2 separate regions of the Mus musculus genome follow, and region 1 is linked to region 2. A link is a loop called in an ENCODE intact Hi-C map of the cell type or tissue named here. Cell type or tissue: left cerebral cortex. All regions are shown on one strand.

Region 1 (5,000 bases), 61 kb before region 2:
TCCTGTCTGCCTTTGGATCAAGATGTAGAACTTTTGACTCCTCCAGCCTCTGATCCTGTAAGCCAGGCCAAATTTTATCTACTATCCATTGATAATTTATATATTTTGAGGTTTGTTTGTTTGTTTTTTTTTTTTTGCTATGTTTCATTGGCTTAGCTTGTAAACTGATAATGAAATGATCTGCCATTCTGCTTGTGAGAGTGAGCGTGGGGATTTATTATGGTAAAATAGACATGATATAAATGCTTCATTTTTAACAATTTTTCATGTAAAAAAAGCGCCATTAAAGACATTCATACTATGTGCAAATAGCACCTACCCACTTCCAGAACTTTTTCATAATCTTATATCAAAACTTGATGGTCATGAATGACCTCAGGGTCCCCTCCTCCACCCAGTGGGAACCAGCACTCTGTCCCTGTGATTGCCAGTCTAGGTAACTTGTCTAAGTAGAGTTACAAAGTGTCTGTCCTTTAGTGGATGACATTTTTTTTTAAGTGTGTTTTTAAGATCTCATTTTTCTTTTTTATTGGTAAGGTTAATTATGGGAAGTGTTTGAATGTGATCCTATTGGCATCTCTTATATAAGAATAATTACAATTCACAATATGATTAGACATGTGGAATCATATACCTTGTTCTCTATGACTCACATCTTCATGGGGAGACAAAAATAAATGTGATTTTCAGCACTGCACAGAAGTTCAGTCAGCTGGTCTAAACACTGTTTCCAGGAGGTGGTCACTTCTTTACCCTCTTTCCCATGGTTCCTGGGCATGGGGAGGACACAGAGCATCATGGCAGGGGTGTGTGAACCCACTCGGAGCCACATAGCCCTGTGGGCAGTAGATTCGGCATGAGTTTGGCATCTGGGGCAGAAGACCAGGTTCCTGCCATGGGCATAGCTCTCCAGCTGCTCGTCAACAACCCCAGACTTCAGATCTCTCAGACAACTAAGCCTCTGCCTTTCCTCAGCCTGGAGGAACCATGAGGCCCCCATCTTTCTCTTTCTAAAATTGTCAGCTCTGGGGCTACACCATTCTCACTTGCCTGCTCGCCTGTCCTCTAAGCTGCTGCTCCCAAATCTCCTCATGTCTGTATCCAACACGGGGTGATGACAGAGCTCAGGAAACATTTGCTGAGTGGTGATCTGGACAGAATATTCATGGCCAATGCTGTGCGACAGTCCAGCAGGTGGCTGAAGCTGCCTAATTAGTTCCATGGGTCGATTGTGGGTTTTTTTTTCAGAGCTAACCATTTCCATGATCCACTTCCTTTATAGACCGCCGCTGGGGATGTCAGGAGCATAGGAGGGGCGCTCAGTGGCACATCTCGAGGAGGACCTTAATCTTGAGACTGCCTTAGTTTATCCAGAGCCTGTTAGTTTCTTCTGCAGGTTCATAGCAGCATTTACTACCAGTGCTCTCAGCTCTGAATACATCCAGTAACCAAGCCAACACCAATTACATAGCCACATCCTTCAGAAGAGCCTGTCAGTAACCAGGGAAACCCTGATTTAGCTTCATGACTCTGAATAGTAAATTAGAAAAGGACACAGCCTCAGGCTGGGGCAGTTAGACAGGTCTGGCTCTGAAAGTAAAGGGAGGCTTGACTGACGTGCACAGTGCTCCGGAGGTCTTGCTAGCCTTTGTTTCATGGTGGATTTTAGAAGTGCTAAAGTTTTTCTGGTTTTGCTTTTTGTTGTTTTTTAATGGTTTAGTATACCAACCACTGGTCAGGAGCAGTCTTGGCTTCTTTTGGCCTCATGAGAAATTTAGAGCTTGATTTCCACTGGTACCTTGTTATAATGATACCTACTTTGTTTTCTCCCCTGAGAATATGATTCTATTTTACTTTATCATCAAGTGAATTTGCCTTGTTGTGAACAAATAGATTTCACGGCAAAAGGGATGACTCAAAAGTTGATTCCAAGCTCAAAAGTTTCCTTGCAGAGGAAATACCCCCTAACAAAATAAATATAGTAACAACACAGTAACCCAGCAACAGTTCCAGGTAAGTGTTTCTCAGTATGCTGCCCAGATGGGCTATCTCCTGCTCATTGGACTGGTTCGTTCTGACCCATGGAGGGCCCCCATATCCAGCATGCTCCTGGTTCAAAGACAATGCTCTGACTCCCCTACCCCAGAAAAATCTCATGTTCCAACAGGGGGCAGTGTTAGGCAAATTGCTACCAGGAGAGAAGGACAGAAGGTGGGGAGAAGTGTGGTGGGGGAGGGGAAGGGGCGGGGAGCAGAATGTGTGTAGATAAGGGGCGTCTAAGCAGGTGGCCTGTGAATCGCGGGTCCACAGGTGTCTGGGAAAGGCCCGGGGCAAACTTGTGTGGTCTCGGAATTGAAGGGAAGGCCTTGTAGCCACCGCTGGAAAGAAGCGCTGGAGCTGAGGTGCCGGGCGTGTGCAGCTGTGACCTAGCTGAGTCTGGTCTTGGCTTCCTCACCAGGTCCTAGGTCCCCTTGTACTTTTGCGGTGCTTGTCGGGCAGCGCGCTCAGTAGGCCGCCCTCTGGTGGGTTTTCTTCTCTGTGATTCTAGGGCTGGGACACTAAGATCCTTCTGTCTCTAGCCAGCACCAGATGCATAATTAGGAGGCGTGTCTGTGACTGTCAGCCTCCCTCTCACAGCTGCTCCGGGGAGGACAACGGAGGAACTCAGAGGGTAACTCCCTTTCCGCTTTGCAACAGGAACTGGGATAAATCTGTTAGCATTCCAGGGAGCCCACATCACCCTGTGTGGTCCAGCTCACACCTGTTAGCCTGGATTTATCTGGTCTTCCAAGTTTCTGGCTGGTTGCCTGTGGCTTTGGACTTTGCTTAACTCCCGCTGGGACTTCATCCCCATCCGTCCTCTGTCAGCTGAGTGCTCTCCAGAGAGTGTCTACCTGTCGGGATCTATGGGATGTAGTGGGGTGAGAAGCTCCCCATTCAGGGTTTTGGGAGATGCTGCAGGTATAGGGTGATGTTGCCTTTCTCTCTACCTCTCCCAGACACTGCTGTATTCAGGCCTTCTGGAGAGGAGGGTGTTTAACAGGGGCCTTTTATAATTTACTTTCTAATTTTATTTTATGTGTGGGTGTTGTGTTTGTATGCATGTCTGTGCACCACATGCCTGCTTGGTGCTGGAGGAGGCCAGAAGAGGGTGTCAGATTCCCATGGATCTGGAGTTGCTTGCTGATGGTTGTAAGTCACTATGTGGGGGGCTGGGAAACGGACCAAGGACCCAGGAAGAGCATCAAGACAGTAGAACTGTCTCTCTACTCCCTTGAACGAGGCTTTAATGCTTGTTGGAATGTTTATGAGAGAGGTGGAGGTGGAGGAGGAGAGGGAGACCCCTCATTGTGTGGAGTCATGGCTCATTTTTAGACCGCATGAAACTGACATCCAGGCTCTATAACTGACACAGCCCTATATTGCGTCTGTCTCCCTGGGTCCCTCAGTGTGTCAGGGAAGGAGAGGTGTCTACTGCCAGGGCAATGTGCTTGGAGAGTGGACTTGACTTGTCAAGAGTAGAGTGAAACTCACAGTCTCTTCGAACCAGGCTAGACACAGACTCGTGACATCTGGAGGCCTCATCTTGATGGACTAGCGCTCCCACAAAGGCCTACAGGCCTGGAACTCAGCATTTTTACAAAAGAAACTCGAAATAGAAAATTATGTGGCGTTCCCATATTTTACCTCGAGCACAGTGTGGCCTTCCCAGCTCTGAGGAGTGAAAGAAACCTTAAGTTTGAATAACTGCCCCCCTAGCCCAAGGGCAACCAGTTGGCACTCTGCCCAACTTTTTTATTTAATGTGTATGCACCATTAACTTTGATCTATGACACAGAACCTAATGCCACTGGTTCTGCATCTTCAGATCTAAACACCCCCAGTTCATGAACACCCCAACAACACACAGCACTTAGGAGGCTGAGACAAGGGGATTTTCAAGTCAAGGCCAAAATGAGCTAGCTATACGAAATCCTGACTCAAAAGCAAAAAAGAAAGAAAAAAAATCCAGAAAATTCCAGAAAAAGATGAAATTCAAATGTGCTTTAGACTGAGTACTTTACAGAATCCATGTAAGTGAAGTGTGTAGGCATCGTGTTTGTTCTAAATTATAAATAACCTGGAGATTATTTAAAATCGAAAGGTGTAGATATGCAAATACTGTGCAATTTTTTTGTGTGTGTGAAGGACTTGGAGGGACTTGGGTATTCTGGGATTAGAGTTGAACATGTCCTGGAGTCCCAGAATTCCATGGGCATGGAATTATAACTGTAATCTGTAGGTGCTGTATGCACGTTTCCAGTTTTCCCAGAAATGCATTCACTTCTATGAGCCGTGCTTTCCTGTGGAAAAACCCAAAGCTTAGGAACTGTCCCACATTATTAAGCTTGAGACTAGAAAAAGACATTTAACTCATAAAAATGTTATGCTTTGTTGCACTGTGTTTTCAGACTAGGAAGGAAGAGATGCAATGCTACCTGGCCTGCATTTGTGTCTGGGAGTAGAGGAGAGAGGGGCCGGAGCATGAGATGAGGGAGCCTGCGTTCTGCATGTGGCCCTTGCAAACCAAGCCCTGCGTGAGGAGGGCTGGCACCTGCCAAGCTTCCCCTGGCTCCTTGCTCTGCACTCCTCACAGCACAGCTCCTGGGCTAGTGACAGTGGGGGTGGGTTAGTGCTCTTTCACATGAAGGCACAGAGATGAGACAGACCAGGCAGGGTAGGAGACACTTGATTCTTTTCCTAGAGGTGTCGGTGTGCTGTAGAATGTGACCAGTTAGAAAATTTGAGCTGGACAGCCATTTTACCCTTTGGAGTTTGTTTGTTGAGGCAAGTACCCTGTGTAGTCTGTAGTTGAAGACTTTAAACTTCTGATCCTCCTGCCTCCACCTCCCCAATCATTAAACTTTGAGAAACAGTACTTTCCTAGAGAATTTGACTATGAACCTTCCTCTTTTAGGCATCTCACTGGTTTGTCTTTTGTTCCTGTTTTTGCTTGAATC
Region 2 (5,000 bases):
TATATGTGTCTGTGCGTGGGTGTGTCTATGTATGTAGGGAGGGTGTGTGTCTGTGTGTCTGTGTATGTTTGTGCCTCTATGCATGTCTGTATGTGTGTATATGTCTGTCTGTATGTACATATGAATCTGTGTATCTGTGTGATACTGGAGATTGGACCCCAGGTCATGGACATGTTTGACAAGTGCCATACCAAAGCCACAGCTCCTCTAAGAAGTACTAATTCATGACAAGAACAGTATGGGGCAGCCGACCCTGTAAACATTTTGCAGGCTCCTGGTGCCCACTTCTGATAACCAAAGGCTGCTTTTTCTCTCTAAAGGCTGCTTTCAGAGAGACCTGTAGGGTACTTCGGATACACGCACCCAGCTCCTGCTGCCGAGTGTAAACGCCTTCCATAACTACTGTCTCCACGGAGGTGCTGGGCTGAGTCCCAAATGTGTGGCACAGACTGACACATTTTATTTGCTCTGTGGCCTTCCTAGCTGATTTTCAGAGCCACTGGGCTCCTGGAGTTTGCTCTGTAGTTTGTATAGGCAGCTCAAGGTCTTTACCACACCCCGGAGCTCAGCGGCACCGTTAGGACTTTAGAATTCTAAGTACCCACATCTTCCTTATAATTTAAATGCGTGTTGGGGATAATTAGCTGCAGTTAGAACTAACATCATGAATGCCTGAGACAGCAAGCGTTACTCCTGTTGTCAGAACCACTGAAGCCCAGACACTCTAACGTGCAGAAATATTAGCTGCCTGATGATACAATTCCGTTTTTTGACATAGCTCAGTAGAGATGGCGTTTGTTTTTTTTACCTCCTAAGTGTCTCCAGTGTCGTTTCTGGTTTTGTTTGTAAAAGTAATTTCGTCCCCCTCCCCCCACCCCCGTTTCCCTCAGAGCCACCTTCGCCTCAGAGGCATCCTCAGCTGTTACATAGCTTAGTTTGTCACAGTCATCTCATAGGATTGCTCTGTGTTCTCACCTCTGCTCACAGGGTTCATTAAGTAGAACCCCCTAGGAAAGGGCAGGTGGGTGTTCGCTTTGCATAGGCCTAATAAGTGTGAGCATGGAACTAGAAGGTGCGTGGGACTCTCAAGGTCATACCCCACCCGCAGGAGTTTGCTATCCAGAGAGAGCCAGAGTGCCAAAGGAAAGCTGGGGACAGCCTCTGTTCCTGGGGGTGGGGGGAGCTGGAAGGCAGTGCTGAACAGGCGCCAGGCAAATCCCACCAGGAGACATCCAGACTTTTGCCGACCAACCCCGCTCTTCACCTTGTTCCCTGCAGCAGATCAGACATGGAGACACCAGACAGAGCTAGAGACTATGACAGAGGCTTCCGTTTGAGCCTTTTGATGCTGCTGAGTGAATCTGTGACAGAGGATGGCATTTCATATTACAATCCTGGTAGCTCCAAGCAAAGGGAGCCTGAGACTGATAGGTCAGTAAAGTGCCCAAAGTCATGTGGTGCTCAGCGGTTGGCCAGTGTCTGTAGACCAGGCATTTGACTCATAGTTTGAGGTCCATTAACCTCTTCATGGTCTCCTCCAGTCTATAGAAGCTAGGCTGTGTGGGCCGAGCCTAAATTTAGGAGCTTTGTGTTGTAGGCCTTTGGAAGCTGCCCAGGGCCAAGTAACTGAAGTTCTCGGTGCCCCTTGCTTTCAGGGACCTATGTTCCCGGAAGAAGTCCCCTCCCTCCTAACAGACAGGACCTAGGGTCTCAGGAGCACACTGTTATTATATGAGTGACAAACCCAGGGTGTATCTGTGAACACCTCAGCCATCTTCCCACCCACAAGTGTACTGGTGTCTGTGTGGTTTAGATAGCCCAGGGAAGACAGAACCAGCCAGGACAGACAGAAGAGATGTCTTACAGCCCATTTCTTACCCTCCTGAGGAGATGCAGAATCACGCTTTATACCTGCCCATGTTGTTGTAGACATGAGGCCCCAGAGCAGGGAGCCTGAGTATGGAGGATGTGGGCTGGCAGACAAACCTTCCAGTCGCTGATGTTCTGCCTGGGCCTGAAGGAGGCCTGGCAAGTGAGAAGGAGCTAAGTTGCTAGAAAGAGGAAACAAAGAACGTGTGGTATGAAGGATGGCTGAACAGACCTTGTTCAAAGCAGGGGGTGTTTGGCACCGGCTGGAGGGAGGCTGGAAACTGGGTAGGATTCAGTGCGAAGAACCTTGATGATCAAAGATTTTTTTTTTGTTCCCAACAGCATGAGCTCATCTGGGCTGCTTTAAAAATAGCTCCTGCACAAGATGGAGGCTGCATCCCAGAAGCAGAGACTAGGCAGCTTGCTAGCTTTCTGAGCTGCCCTGTTGGCTGCTTCTTGGGGGCAGAAGAGCAAGAACACTACCATAGCAGAGAGGTATCCATCCATCCACTCAGCCAATGCTGGCTGAGTGTGTGCTGTGCTCCAATTAGGAAAGAATAGGGCAGTAAAACGAAGGCAGCCTGACAGTCTATGTAGTCATTATTTTCTGTTGCTGGGATTAAAACACCATGACAAAGGCAACTTATAAAGGAAAGCATCTTGAGGGGCTTACAGTTCCAGAGGGTCACAGTGCATGGCAGTAGGATGAAGATACAGTGATAAGGTGGCAGGATCAGTGGAGATGAGAGCTCACATCTCGAAGCACAAACAGGATAGGAGGCAGACAGATAAGTGGAAATAGGAAGGGAGTCTTTAAGAACCTCAAAGTCTGCCCCCATTGACACTCTTAACCCAGCAAGGGCACACCTCCTAACCCTTCCCGAACAGTTCTACCAACTGTGTTCAAACTCCTGTGTGAAAACATGAGGGCCATTCTCATGCAGACCGCCACCGAAACACAACAGGAAGTAACCACCTGGTATGTTTCTGACAGTTGGTTATCCAGGTTTGTGAAGGTGAAGGATCACAGAAAGGTGCTGAGTTTACGTGGGACCAACTACCCACTTAGAGCTGGGAGACAATAGGGATGGGAAGAGCTAAGACTGTTTTAATTCTCTAGCAGCCACTATGGGTAGGGCCTAAATGAAGCCATTGGCCAGGGAGCCTGGGAGATGTGGTCATGGAGACTTTCAGCACCAGCATCTCAGAGCAGAAGACAAAGCTCTCCGGCTTCACCTTGAGCTGCAAGGCAGACCCTGTCTTCACTGGACACACACTATCGGTGTGAGACTGGACACACACTATCCTGTGAGACTGGTGGGCTTCCTCTTAGAAAAGGCAAAAAGCCTAGGAAAAGGCTTCACTTGGCGCTGGGGCTCTGGGAGCTTCTGTAGAGATGGGGCCAGCACAGCCCAAGAGAGGCAAAGTCACTCGGAATGGGTGCCCTGGTCTTTTTAACCTTTGTCAGGCCTCTGTGTGTCGGGTGGTTTTTGCATCTCATTAGTTTTGCTTGAGTATACTTTTAGTGACTCTTCTAACGTCTGGTAGAGACTAATTAAAATATTTCCTTACTAGACCTCAAGAACACTTGTGCTCTCCTTACTTCGGAGCCATTGTGAAGCCATTGTGGAGCAGGCAGGAGATTTAACAGCTTCACAGCCAGAGGATAACAGCACACATCCAGCCCACTCACGGCCATCAACCCCCTCCCCCTTTAATTTCCAACAATTAAAGAAGCAGCAATGAGCCAGACTAACTGAAAGGGCAGGGAATGTGCTATGTGTTGGGAAGGCTGGTAGGGGCCGTTTTCAATCGGATGCGTCCCTCATTCAGATATAGCCATCAGCCCATAGCACACCGATTTCACTGCATTAGATCATATTCTGAACCCTGGACTCACCCCTGCTAGAACAGAAATTCTCCAACTCTCTGCCCCTGTGTCTGCACCAGCCCACCCTATCCCTGCCACCCACATGGTTCTTCCTTCCACACAGCCCTAGCATCGTCACTGCCTCCTATATATCCCTAGAATTATAATTGAATAGAGCCTTATTGTTTTGCCTTTTTGAAACACATCGTTCACTGGTCACCCGTTTTTGAGCCTGGATGCTCTCCTGTAGCCCCAGCCTTTGCTACCCCCTAGTCTCTGATGGTCCATTTAGATATCATCTGCTTCGTGAGTGCAGACCCCCTGTTCCCACACTGATTGGAGGAGTGTATTTGCTACCAAACCTGAGCTTAACTGTGTACAAGTGACTCTTTGTTTCTTTCCACTTACTTCACTGACATGCTATGTATGGGAAGGCCCAGAGCCCACGCAGTGTGGCTTATTTCACACCTATAGATGAAACGGTGTCTCAGGGTATTTCTGTGGAACATGCAATCTCTGGCAGGAATGACCCACGGGTGGAAAGAGAAACAAGTATTAGTACTTCTATTACAGCGATCCAGGCAGACAGCACTCATTTCATTAAAGTATGTTTCCCTTGATACTTTTAAGTGGCATCCCGTGTACCTGATTGCCCCACAGAACTTTCTGGAGCTCATGGCTAACACTCTTCACCTTTAGAGCAATGTCCTACAAAGTGTGTGGATCCCTAGACACTAGTGTTCCAAGGGGCCAGAGTGAGCTACAGGGAAGTGTGTCAGACATGCCAGGCTCGAGATACAGGCCTGAAGTACTTTGCAGGGCTTGGAAGGACTTGTGTATGGGGCATGTGTCAAGTGATCAGCACATGATAGGAACTTGCAGAGTGAGCATGCTCAAAGTCTAGCCTTTCCTCATGAAGTGCTTTTCTTCTGAAGCCTGCATGGCAAGCGTCCTTTAGCTGCACTGTTTAAGCATTAGAGTCACGGGAGTGAGGTTTCCCAGTGAGAACTGTATTAAAGAAGTTTTTAACCTCACCAAGAAAAAAAAAAAATCAAAGGTATTCTGCCTAGCAATGTGGGAAGCAGACCAGAGGGCAACTTCCAAGGTGGCCCTCTCAGAGCTGCTCTCTGTCAAGTGTGTGTTTAGTGGTCATGGCTTGGCAGCTTGAACAGTGAGGTGTGGGCACTTAGCGCCATTGGCCACCAGCCATACGAGATCTGGGATAATGCTGCTTCTCTGTGCTTTCCAGTTCTTCCCACAT

Evidence for each region. Hi-C counts contacts between places; a loop is a spot of excess contacts. Peaks named below come from ENCODE experiments on the same cell type or tissue, not always from the same donor. Only the 100,000 strongest peaks of a DNase experiment are listed, where the experiment ranks them.
Region 1: it touches region 2 in a loop (5-fold over the local background); 3 of 42 quality-filtered maps call a loop at or near these places.

The regions. Positions count from the first base shown.
Region 1 is chr7:64,837,640-64,842,639 of GRCm38, reverse strand. All of the region lies in intron 3 of Fam189a1 (family with sequence similarity 189, member A1), which reads left to right. Among named protein-coding and RNA genes, the nearest start is that of Nsmce3, 33 kb to the left of the region's middle. In left cerebral cortex, CTCF peaks have their summits at 2,298 and 2,522 (motif pointing left); DNase peaks (open chromatin) are centred at 1,150, 1,465, 2,594 and 3,083; H3K27ac peaks cover 2,108 bases.
Region 2 is chr7:64,776,862-64,781,861 of GRCm38, reverse strand. Fam189a1 (family with sequence similarity 189, member A1) reads left to right here. Exons shown (of 10, transcript NM_183087.4): 6 at 4,989-5,000. Among named protein-coding and RNA genes, the nearest start is that of Nsmce3, 94 kb to the left of the region's middle. In left cerebral cortex, no CTCF peak of the experiment used is centred here; DNase peaks (open chromatin) are centred at 1,114, 1,449, 2,154, 4,993 and 1 more place; H3K27ac peaks cover 3,855 bases.